Regions from separate parts of the Homo sapiens genome. Here region 2 is linked to region 1. A link is an interaction called in ENCODE POLR2A ChIA-PET data of the cell type or tissue named here. Cell type or tissue: Panc1. All regions are shown on one strand. Links, peaks and the distances in the headings refer to the core of each region. The heading gives the core; the rest is flanking DNA. Region 1 holds the start of ERC2-IT1 (ERC2 intronic transcript 1). Region 2 overlaps ERC2 (ELKS/RAB6-interacting/CAST family member 2).

Region 1 (5,381 bases), core at 283-5,282:
AAGGCTTGACATCCAGTAAAATTTGAATTTCCTATATTTTATCTGGCAACTCTTCTCCCAGGCAATGTTAATGCTGCTGGTGTGTGAACCACCCTTTGAGTGGCAAAGATGTACATCATAAAGACATAAAAACCTGATGAAAGTATAAGGCTGAGTTAGTGGCTGAGCATCTGGTACAATTTACAAACAAGCGCGTAGTTTACAGAATAGTCGCACTGCAAAATGTGACTTGGCTATAGGCAGAGACAAACCAATAGCAGCAAAGAGTGTGTGTACATGGTTAGAAACAGGGTTCCTTGCATTCCTAGGCTTAGAGTCCTGGGGGACAGTGTGGTACTCATGTTTGCTTTATATATTTATTTACTTAGCCACTTAGTTAATATTGGTAAATCCAAAGTAAATTTAGAACTATAAAAGTAAAAAAAGATTTTTTTAAAGAGCTAAAAACAATGCAAAGTTTAATGTTGAGGGCCTTGAAGAAGGCATTTTGCCACATTCTGCCTCCCTTTCCAACTTGCCCTCCGAAAGGAAGGGGCCACTGTAATTCCTCCTGCAGCTCAACCCTGATAGGTGATCTGCAGACGAGGTGGGGGCTGGGGCATAGGTTTACAATGACATTTGACATGCAAACCCAAGGGTCTGTTTCTTTGAAGCTGAAAGAACTGATTCTAGCTCCTTTGAGGATACTGGGCAACCAGAGTGGCCACTTACAGATTGCCAGAAAGTTGGCACTGAAAGGGAGCTTAGCCATCATCGATTCTAGCCCCACTTCACTGATGAAGGGGCAGCGCTGCAGACAGCAAGTTCCTCCTCCTCCGAGCCCCTTTCTCCTCTACTGGCTGCTCTGGCAGGTACATTGGAAAAGCTTTATTCCAGGGGCTGTGTAGGGTTAGGATTTAGTTTTTAAGGTCTGTTTTTTGGGGAATTTTTTTGTTTGGTTCTGTTTGAAAGTAAAGAACGATTGTCTAATTCCAAATCTTACTTGCCTGTATTCTGTAATGGAAACCATCTCCCTTCCGTTCATCCATTCTTGACAGTGGGTTGAATCTTGTATATATGTCTCCTGTGATTTTAGTAGGCTTGATTTATTTAATCAAAGGCAGATACCAGACTTTTCCCAAATTTAATAGTGCCATTTGTTTTATTATTCAAGTATTTATTGAGTACCTTCTATGTGCGAGGTCTGTGGAAGGTCACAGCCATCCAGAAACTAGAAGTTAAATAGCCCTCTCTCATTCAGCATGTCTCATCAGGACTTGGCTCTACTGTAGCAATGAATAAGCATGGAATTTAAGCTGAATTGCTCAGAGGTTAGTCATTTTAGCTGTTTGGCCGGCCTTAATTTCTGAAACATCAAATAACATCATATTTCAAGTCCCATTGATAGATAACCTATATGCCCCTACCCTTAGTAATATGTCTAACATGGTATTTTTCACCCAATTCTTTAAAATAATCTACATTCATGACTCAATTCTCATTATAAAATATTTAAGCTATATTGAAGTAGACAACTTAAAACCTGAATGTCTCCTTCACTCTGTCCCCCAACTCTACACTTCTCCCCAGAAGCAATAGACCCCAATTAATTGGTAGATATGTCCTTTGTCTGCATTTACAAATAATGCACACATAATTCATTTAACACAAATTAGATTATATTATTCAGCTTCTTCTGTGATTTGCATTTTTCACTTAACAGTATGTCTTGGTAAACTTTCCGTTTCAATATATATAGACCTACCTTATTTTCTAATAGCGACAGAAGTATTTCATGGAATTCCCCTGCCAAGGTTTATTTTAGCCACTCACAGTTAATGGGCATTTAGATAGTTTGCCATGTTTTGCTATCACAAACAAGACTGCAGTAAATAATTTTGTGTATATGCCTTTGGGCGTATGTGCAAGTATTTCTGCACAATAGAGACCCAGAATTTTAATTTTCTACATGAAATAAATCTGATAAGCTGATAAGAACAGGATTGGTTGCCAATTGGCAAATACATTCCAATCTGAGTCTTGAGTTTCCCAGCCCACGCTGTCCTGTTTGTGTTAATGCAGGATTGCCCCCAAGAGTCCTCCCTGTTCAGACCCTGCTGGCTGACAGTTTGAAATCTGGAGTTCAGCTTCATATATAAAAACCTTAGCTTTGCAATATTTAAATTCTTAAATACCCTAAAATGGTATGGACTTTATTAAACAGAAAGTGAAAAAGGGAAAATCTAAGGGAATTTCCCTGATAAATGGATTGAAAAGTCCATATTTAACAAAGCATTAGTCTCCCAGGAAAGGAGGTGGGCCCACTTTTTTTTTTTAAATAACCTTTTCACGTTTTTCTTCTCAGCTAAGCCAACTCCACAAATAGCCCAAACTAAACACGTAATGACTGTGCTGTGTTGAGATGTGTTTTGTTTCAGATTTTAAAATGCAGCAAATAAGATGTGATAGGCAGAATCTAAAGATGCCTTTCCAAGATGCCCATGCTTTATTCAAACACTAACCAGGTACTGGACGAAGGGACTTTGCAGCTTATCTTAAAATAGAGAGAGTATCCTGGATTATGTAAACGGACCCAATGTCATGACATTAGCCCTTAAAAGTCGAGAAAGAAAGTCTAAGAGTCAGAGTGGTGCAGTGGAAGAGGGAAGGGGAGAGATTAGGCAGCAGAAGAGGCAGAGAGGTCCCAAGGGGGAGGAGAGGAGAGACGAGGCTGTGATAAAAGGAAAGGGGCTATGAGCCAGGGATTGCAGGTGGCCTCTAGAAGCTGAGAATGATGCTTAGCCAACTGCCAGCCAGGAAAGTCCCACAACCAGACGGAGCTGAATTCTGCCAGTGACCTGAATGAGCTGGAAAGTAAATTCAGCCTCAGAGCTGCAAAAAAGATTGCAGCCCTGTTGACACCTGGTGATTTTGGCCTCATGAAACTCAGCAGAGAATGAACTGAGCCGTGTTGTGCCAAAATTCTGACCTACGGAACTGTGAGATAATAAATAGATATTTTTTAAAGTCACTAAGTGTGTGGTAATGTGTTAGGATAGCAGTAGAAAACTAATGCACAGACGAGTTGAACCAACATCTGTGTGTGAGACTTGGCCCACAGGACAAGCTGGTGCATTTTTTACTTTCTAGCAACTGGAGCAGGGTAAGGGCCCAATGTTATAATATGAAGAAGACCAGCTTGCATTTTCTAGGTGCTTACCTCATTTTAGGTGCTGTGCACGGTACTTTATGTGCATTTCTTACCTTGTTCTTCACAACAGCCCTACAAGGATTTATGCTTTTATTGTTATTATCCCTGTTTTATAGGTGAGGGACCTGATTGAGGCTCACAGAGGTTAGCTACCTGGGCAGGTGTCACATGGCTTATTAATGGCAGGGCTGGGACTCAAACCCATGTCTGTGGGACATCATACCCAAGTCTGTGCACATAAGTGCTGTACTTCACAGTGCACCACGACCCCAATTAAATATGAAGCTAATATGTTTCCATATACAAAATTGCTGATATTTAAACTCCTGCTAAACACTCACAACTAAGAATGCCTTTCATCACATAAAGCCCTTTAACCTTGTTTTAATGCCCTTGGAATACTACACCACTAGGTGCTGAGCAAGGAGAAAAAAAATCAAATTTGGATGGTCAAGGAAATAGGAGACTCCCACGCCACCCCCGCCCCACCCCCCAGGTTCTGCAAGCCAAAGCTCAGAGCACACTCTTACATTTCTCTTCAAATCCTTGGAGGTCTCACTTGCTCTAGATTGTGTCAAAGATTGTGCCCCTTCCCTGCACCAGGCACTCAATTCCAGGGGTGGAAGTTGTGATGGAGACATTTTTATAACTTGGACATAAAGATCAGGAGCCAAAAGGAATATCAGGTGGAACAAATGCTATTGCTTACATTTTATCTGGAGGTGGGGGTGCGGGTTGATGTGCCAATTTGCTCTCAGTTGCATGTACAGAAATTGTGACCTCAAATTCAGCCAATGGAAAGTCTGAGTATGAACATTCACATTGTTCAGACATTTAACAAATATGAACTGAGCTTCCATAATGTGATGGGGTTTGCATGAGAAGCTAATGATGCAGTAATGAATAAGGTGAGTTCCATACTCATAGATCTTCCAGGCTCCATTACTCCAGGCTAATGAAGGAAGCACAGAAAAGCAAGCAATTTCAGGATAGTATAATAAGTGCTGTAGTGGAGGAGGCACTAGATGCCTAGAGCAAATATGGGAGAGACGCCATACCGAGATTCAGAAGCCAGAAGTAGTGACCCTTGAGCTGTGGCCTCACGGATAAGTAGGAGTTGGCCAGGTACAGAGGCGGCAGAGGAGAATAGCCCAGCCCCAGGGGATGTCATGATGTAGATCTGATCTGGGAGCCTACCTATGTCCATAAATACATCTGGAGTATAGGAGGCAAACAGGCTATCGGTTGAGACTGAGGTCAGAAAGCCTTTCTGCTAGTTTTTTGAAGAGATTGAACTTAATTATAAGGGGACTTGGAAACCATTGAAAGAAAAGGCTGAGCAGTGGCATGGACGGATGTGGGTGCTTTAGAAGGACCCCTCTGGTGGAAGAGCCAAGAATTGATGGAGGGGAGTGAGTGGAGCACAGAGACTATTGGGACCTGAGAGAGGTGGTAGGGGGTAGAAAGGAAGGGTGGGGAGATCAGGGATGGGGAAAAGCAGCGGGATTCCAGAGCTATCTGAGGAGGAGGGGCCACGGGGTTTGTTCGTCTGGTGGAGGGAGAGAAGGGAGCCCAGGATGACAGACAGCCAGGCCTGATTTGGCCAAATCATCATGCAAATATTATTCTGGGCTGACAGGCCCAAGTTGCAGTCAGCAGAGGCAACACGGGCTTATAATTTGCCATTTGTGAATGTCCTGAGGACTGGAGAATCAGCTAGGAAGCAAATCTTCCTTCTGCTGCATAAGACAGCCAAAAGCACCTCTGAGGATAGGCATCTCAGGGATTTCAGAGCAGGTAACGCCTTTTGGTTGTTTTGAATATGCTGACAGAAGAACAAAAGCTTTCAGGAAAACAAAGCCCAACCCCTTAATGAAACAGGAAAGGATATACAGTTTCAAATGCTTGCTTGCTTTCCTTGTTTTCTGAGAAGAAAGATGCCTTGCCTGTTGAAGGTGGCAGATGCAGGTTGCTCTGTGGGCCTCGGGAAGGTTCACTGCAGCTGTCACCTGCCCAACCCACGTGTCCTGAGGCACTGTGACATCTTGACAGGTGTCCTGACTCTTGGCCTTGACATGTCCTGTCACGCCTGCCTGTCAGCTGGGACTGGGCTTGGGGAAGAGCTTGTGGGCCTGGGGCCTGGTAGTACTTGCTTAGTTAAACATCTGTGGCTGCTATTTCCCTGTCACAG
Region 2 (5,381 bases), core at 162-5,161, 82 kb before region 1:
TCCAGATGTATTTGGTTTTCTCATTATCACTCATCTATAACCTGCCAGAGATTCTGGTTAGGTGTATTTCACATAGAAAGCTACCTTGGCAGAATTGAATGGTCAACAGAGAGGCTTTCTTATTACTGAACGGGAATAACAAGAATGACCAAGCACCATCATCTAACATTACCACTAACAGAGGGTATTGCAGTATGTCATGGAAGTCCCTTCATTTCACTCACCCTCCCTGCTTCCTAGATTTACCAATTTTTTAAAATATTTTTTTCCAATGGAAGAATCTTTTATTTTGAATTTGTTTGATTTTGCACTTGACTTTGACTTTTTAAAAGTCGCCTTTCAGAACACATTTCCATTTCTCAGTTTCTTAAACTATGTGACATCATGTCTTGCCTATTTCCCACGTGGCCTTTCCTATCAATTTGGATGGAATGATATTGGACAGTTATAGACCAAGTCAAGCCTGGCTTGTCTGGGATGCAACTCTTCTGTGGTCAGCAGACTCCTCTCCAAAGTCTGTTTTCTTCTTTATGTCTGTTTATGGAGCAGATGTCAACTCATGAAAGTCAAATGTGCAGCTTAACAGAAACCAATTTTAAAGGCCTCTCTGAAAGTTTGTCTTGAAAGTAAGAGACCAGTGAGCATGTTTAGATATATTCACTATAAAGGGGAGCTCATAGAAAGTAATGCAAAACCTTTGAATCTTTAACTTTGGTGGGGTCTGTGTCATTTAATAAGCAAATGCTAGCATTTCTTGTGTGGTCATCTCAGGCACTGAACAAAATCTTTACATGCGTGATCCCTTAATTCTCACGATGATCCGGTTACCGGTAGAGGGTCTTGACTGCAAGTTGTCCAGGTTCTTGGAGTTTTGAACAAAGAATTGGACAAAACACAAAGCAAAGCAAGGAAAGAATAAAGCAACAAAAGAATGAAAGCAGGGATTTATTGAAAATGAAAGTACACTCCACAGGGTGGGAGCAGGCCCAAGCAGTGGCTACAGGGCCTGGATACAGAATCTTCTCAGGTTCAAATACCTCCTAGAAGTTTCCCATTGACCACTTGGTGCTCACCTCATGTAAATGAAGCGGTGGCCCGCAATCGGTCTGAAAGCAACCAATCAGAGCCTGAAGTGAAGTTACAAAGGTCACATTCCTGTGCAAACATCTGATTGGTTGCAACCAATCAGAGGCTAAGGTGAAGTTACAAAGTTGCACTTCTTTTTGTTTGTTTGTTTTGCTTTTTGTTTTTTTCATATTTGTTTTTGTTTTTGAGATGGAGTTTCCCTCTTGTTGCCCAGGCTGGAGTGCAGTGGTGTGATCTCAACCTCCTCTCACTGCAACCTCCCCCTGCTGGGTTCCAGTGATTCTCCTGTGTCAGCCTCCTGAGTAGCTGAGATTACAGGTGTCCGCTACCACGCCCAGCTAATTTTTTGTATTTTTAGTAGAGATGGGGTTTCACCATGTTGGCCAGGTTGGTCTCGAACTCCTGACCTCAGGTGATACACCCACCTCGGCCTCCCAAAGTGCTGGGATTACAGGCATGATCCACCATGCCTGGCCACAAAGTTGCACTTCTATGCAAATGAAGACTGGGCTGGCAATCAGTCTGATTGGTTGCAGACAGCCAACTTCCCATCTGCCATGCAGAAAAGGTGGGAGTTTGCAAACGGAGTAACCTTTGGTCCTTTTGTTACTTAGGCATGGAAAATTAGGGTTTTCCTTTTAATTTAGTTCTAGGAAGTTGGAGTGAAATGGCCTTCGGTTCCCTGCCTCCACCATATTCTCCTACCTCAATCCAAGAGAGAGTTATGATTGTCCATCTTAGGTTATTTATGAGGAACTTGAAGTTTCAGAGACAGTGAGTAACTTACCCAGGGCCACAGTCAAAAGGTTATCCCTGAGATTCAAACTCAGGTACATTTGCTTCCAAAGCCCCAGCACTAAATAAAGATCAGTACCTCCTCCTCTTAAAAACTTGAGTAATATTTCATTTGTGTGGGTATGTTTTTTAAAAAATCATAATAGGCTAAAGTGCTCAAAAGAAGTATTTTCTTTTTTTCTTGTTTCTTTTTTTTTTTTTTTTTTTTGGTGGATCAGGCACATAGTAATGAGCAATGCCTCACACATGTCCACTGCCAAGACCTGGGACAATGGTCCCTCCCATCCTTCATTGCCTTTTTATCAATTCTCTAGAAGGACAGGATTCAAGAGAAACATTTAGAATAGGGGGAATAGCTCTTCCTGGCACTCCTCCTCTGGCCTTGGACCTTTTCTATGTGGGAAAATCAGTTGGCTTCAGACTTACTGATTTGTAGCAGGATGCCAAATGATGCTGGCATTTGCCCTCTTAGTGCCCTGAAGCACATGACGTTGGCACTTGAGAGTGTTCTGGTCCAGTTGGAGAAACTGGAGGAACCGCCGGATGGGCCAGCCACCTCCCTGGCTCATGCACTGAGCAAGGAACAGGGTAGAAGCTGGTGCTTAGAGTAAAGAACTTCCACAAGACTCCATGGCCCCCGTGTTAGGAAATTCCAGTCATGTGCTATTAGGTTTCAAAGACAGAATTCTCCGTAATTGGAGTAAACTATTTTTTTGAGGTCAGTTTTAGGTGGGCAACAGGGAGCAAACCACATTAAGAAGTCTGGGCTGCCAAAGCCTGGCCTTTACGAATCTGGTCTGTTCTTTGTCCTTACTGAAACTCATGCTTGTTCAAATATATCTCACCCTGTGGGCCCCACCTCATGTGAGCTGCTTTGCTTTCTGCATGGCCCCTTCTGCATATATCATACATCATTCTGCTGGTGGGTAGGGTTGATATTAATTGATATCAAAGAACTTTTCTTTCTCAAGATGCCATTTGAAAACACAGCTTTTAAAATTTAGGCAAATGAACATCTATCTCCACCCAACCCTCACCCCAAGGGTGAGAGAGAGGCTGTTTTGAATAGGATCTTTCGTCACCATCTGTCTGAAGTCACCTCCTACTGAACTTACAGTTGAATATTCAGGGTCATGAGGGAAAGAAAATAGTAATTAGCTGAGAAAAGTTGATTGAGCGGACTTTTTCCCCCCACAATATGATTAGAACATGACTGCCTGGGCTAAGCACCATACATAATGTAGGCTTTCTCTTATATGTCATTATCCAAACATTCTTAATGGAATGCATTTTTTAAGCATCTGCTTTTGTAATTGAATGCATTCCTAAAGATGGGTCAGCTAACTAAAACAAGAACCCACAAGAAACAATGTGTTAATGCTTCTTCCCAAATCCAATTTGTAATAGTTCCTAATTGGCCTGCCTCATTTGCAACTCCTGAAATTAATTTTAGATCCTCTTTCAGAGCTCAAATCATCATTAATAGAACGACAGCAATGGGGAGTGAAGTAGAAATGTTTACAAAGCTCCCTTTTAAATGGACTGTGATAAGTGAGGTAGCCATGTATTACCATCAGAGGATCCTGGAACTCTCTTTGTGAGGGCTAGCCACAGGCGACACTCAAAAGAAGGCATTTATCTTGGCAGGAGATGCCCTTCAGCCCTGTTTTGTTTTATTCCATGGAAGGTTTTGTTTTTTTTTTTTTCAGGGTGGCTAAAACCATTTTTTTTGGTGTTTTATTAGCTGTATCTTGACTACCTCCTACACACTGAATGACAGTTTAGGGTTATTAAATGTGTTCTTGCACATATTTTTATCCACTGTTAATCCTGACTAAATGTATGACAGGGCACAGAATTTCCCCCTTTTTTCCTCTATTGTTGCCCATATTTGTTAAAGAAATTATTCCCCTTGACATTTGTTTAGGCTGCACGTTGATAAAATGCTGTCTATGATACACTTTCTTAGCTTGGCATTCAGCAGACTTTTATAGATTTATTTCTCTTCACATTATCTTATCTTCCTTCCTAGTATATGTGGGCTTCCTTTTCATATTTTAAGCTACATTTTGGGGCATAGACAGATCACCTTAGTAATTGGTACTTGAGGATGGCAATGTTCTCAAGATAATTTTGCAAGCCTTTGGTATATACTTAAACCTACTAACTGTCTAAGAATGGGCATATATGTACTTTCCGTGTTGTCTGTAAAAAGGCAAAAGGGATAGATTGAACATGATTTCAGGCTTATGGAACTCTCTTCAGGTTGATGGGACAGTAATAATTTCTGAAGCAATATAAATCTGGTCTTGATTCTAGAAGGTAATGCTTTCATTGGGGAAAATAATGATTTTTCTGTTTCCGGTTTATATCCAAGTGTCTTGTCACTGGTATACTCTTTAAACTTGAGCCTTTAAAAAAAAGTGGTGCATCAGAACTGGTGGTATTTTAGTTTTTCCAGTTTTTCAATGGCTGGACCAAAATTTGCCGCGAGAAAAAAAAAAGCAAGGATATTTAATGTAAGCTTCCTAATCTATTTCAATGTGATTTTCTTGGTAGGTGATTTCTGCCAATGTATCAGCAAATTGGCTCATGGGAACTGTGAAAGTGTAGAATCTGACGTAGGGATAGCAAAATGAAATTCGTTTTTATAAAATTATATTCAGTATACCCATCCTCAAAACAAATCTGACCTTTAAGGCAGGGATAATGAAAACCCATAACTATACATAATTAGCTCACAGTGATTTAAATTACAGGTTGAGTATCCCTCATCTGGAATGCTTGGGACCAGAAGTATTTCAGATTTCATATTTTTTTCAGATTTTGGAATATTTGTATTACACTTACCAACTGAGTGTCTCAAATCCAAAAATCCAGAACGCTGCAATGAGCATTGTCTTTGAATGTCCTGTTGGTGCTCAAAGCATCTAGGATTTTGGAGTACTTTGGATTTGGGGTTTTTGGATTTGGGATGTTCAACCTGTCTTAGCTAAATTCTATTAGCTTAAGAAAGAGGTATTTTAACTCAGTTTTAAAAACTTCTTGCTTCAAAAACCAAATTCAATGGCTCTGTTAGCCTGGAATTAAGATTTAGTTTAATTCTAGGCCTGCCAAATCTATACAAATAGGTAATAGCCAGATAAGCCTTAACATATTCAGAATACCTTGCCAAATATCCTGAAGTATGAAATGTTCTTATTTCTCTAGTTTTATATACCTTTTTATCTTATACTAATGACCCTTTGATTTAAATGGACTAGAATTATTGAATGTAGATCTCAATCAAGGTATTTTTGGGGAAAATATCATTAGTTTATGGCCAGTATTTAAATGAGGGTTTCAAAATATAGATAATCTTAGTTACACTAATTTTATTTAGAGTTCTATGATTATATAATGCCAATATCTATAAAAATAGATTTGTTAGCCAAAAGCAAAACAAAATAAAACAAAAATACAATAAGGAGAAGGTTACAAAGAGCAAACTAGATTATTTT

What was found. Peaks named below come from ENCODE experiments on the same cell type or tissue, not always from the same donor. Only the 100,000 strongest peaks of a DNase experiment are listed, where the experiment ranks them.
Region 2: POLR2A ChIA-PET joins it to region 1 with 12 read pairs; 3 of 35 experiments call an interaction of 5 or more read pairs at or near these places.

Annotation. Positions count from the first base shown.
Region 1 is chr3:55,658,766-55,664,146 of GRCh38, reverse strand. All of the region lies in intron 17 of ERC2 (ELKS/RAB6-interacting/CAST family member 2), which reads left to right. It overlaps ERC2-IT1 (ERC2 intronic transcript 1), which reads left to right and starts at 4,678. Exons shown (of 1, transcript NR_024615.1): 1 at 4,678-5,381. RefSeq lists enhancers at 5,164-5,283, 5,324-5,381. In Panc1, for the core only: no CTCF peak of the experiment used is centred there; no DNase peak of the experiment used is centred there.
Region 2 is chr3:55,740,302-55,745,682 of GRCh38, reverse strand. All of the region lies in intron 14 of ERC2 (ELKS/RAB6-interacting/CAST family member 2), which reads left to right. Among named protein-coding and RNA genes, the nearest start is that of ERC2-IT1, 84 kb to the right of the region's middle. In Panc1, for the core only: no CTCF peak of the experiment used is centred there; no DNase peak of the experiment used is centred there.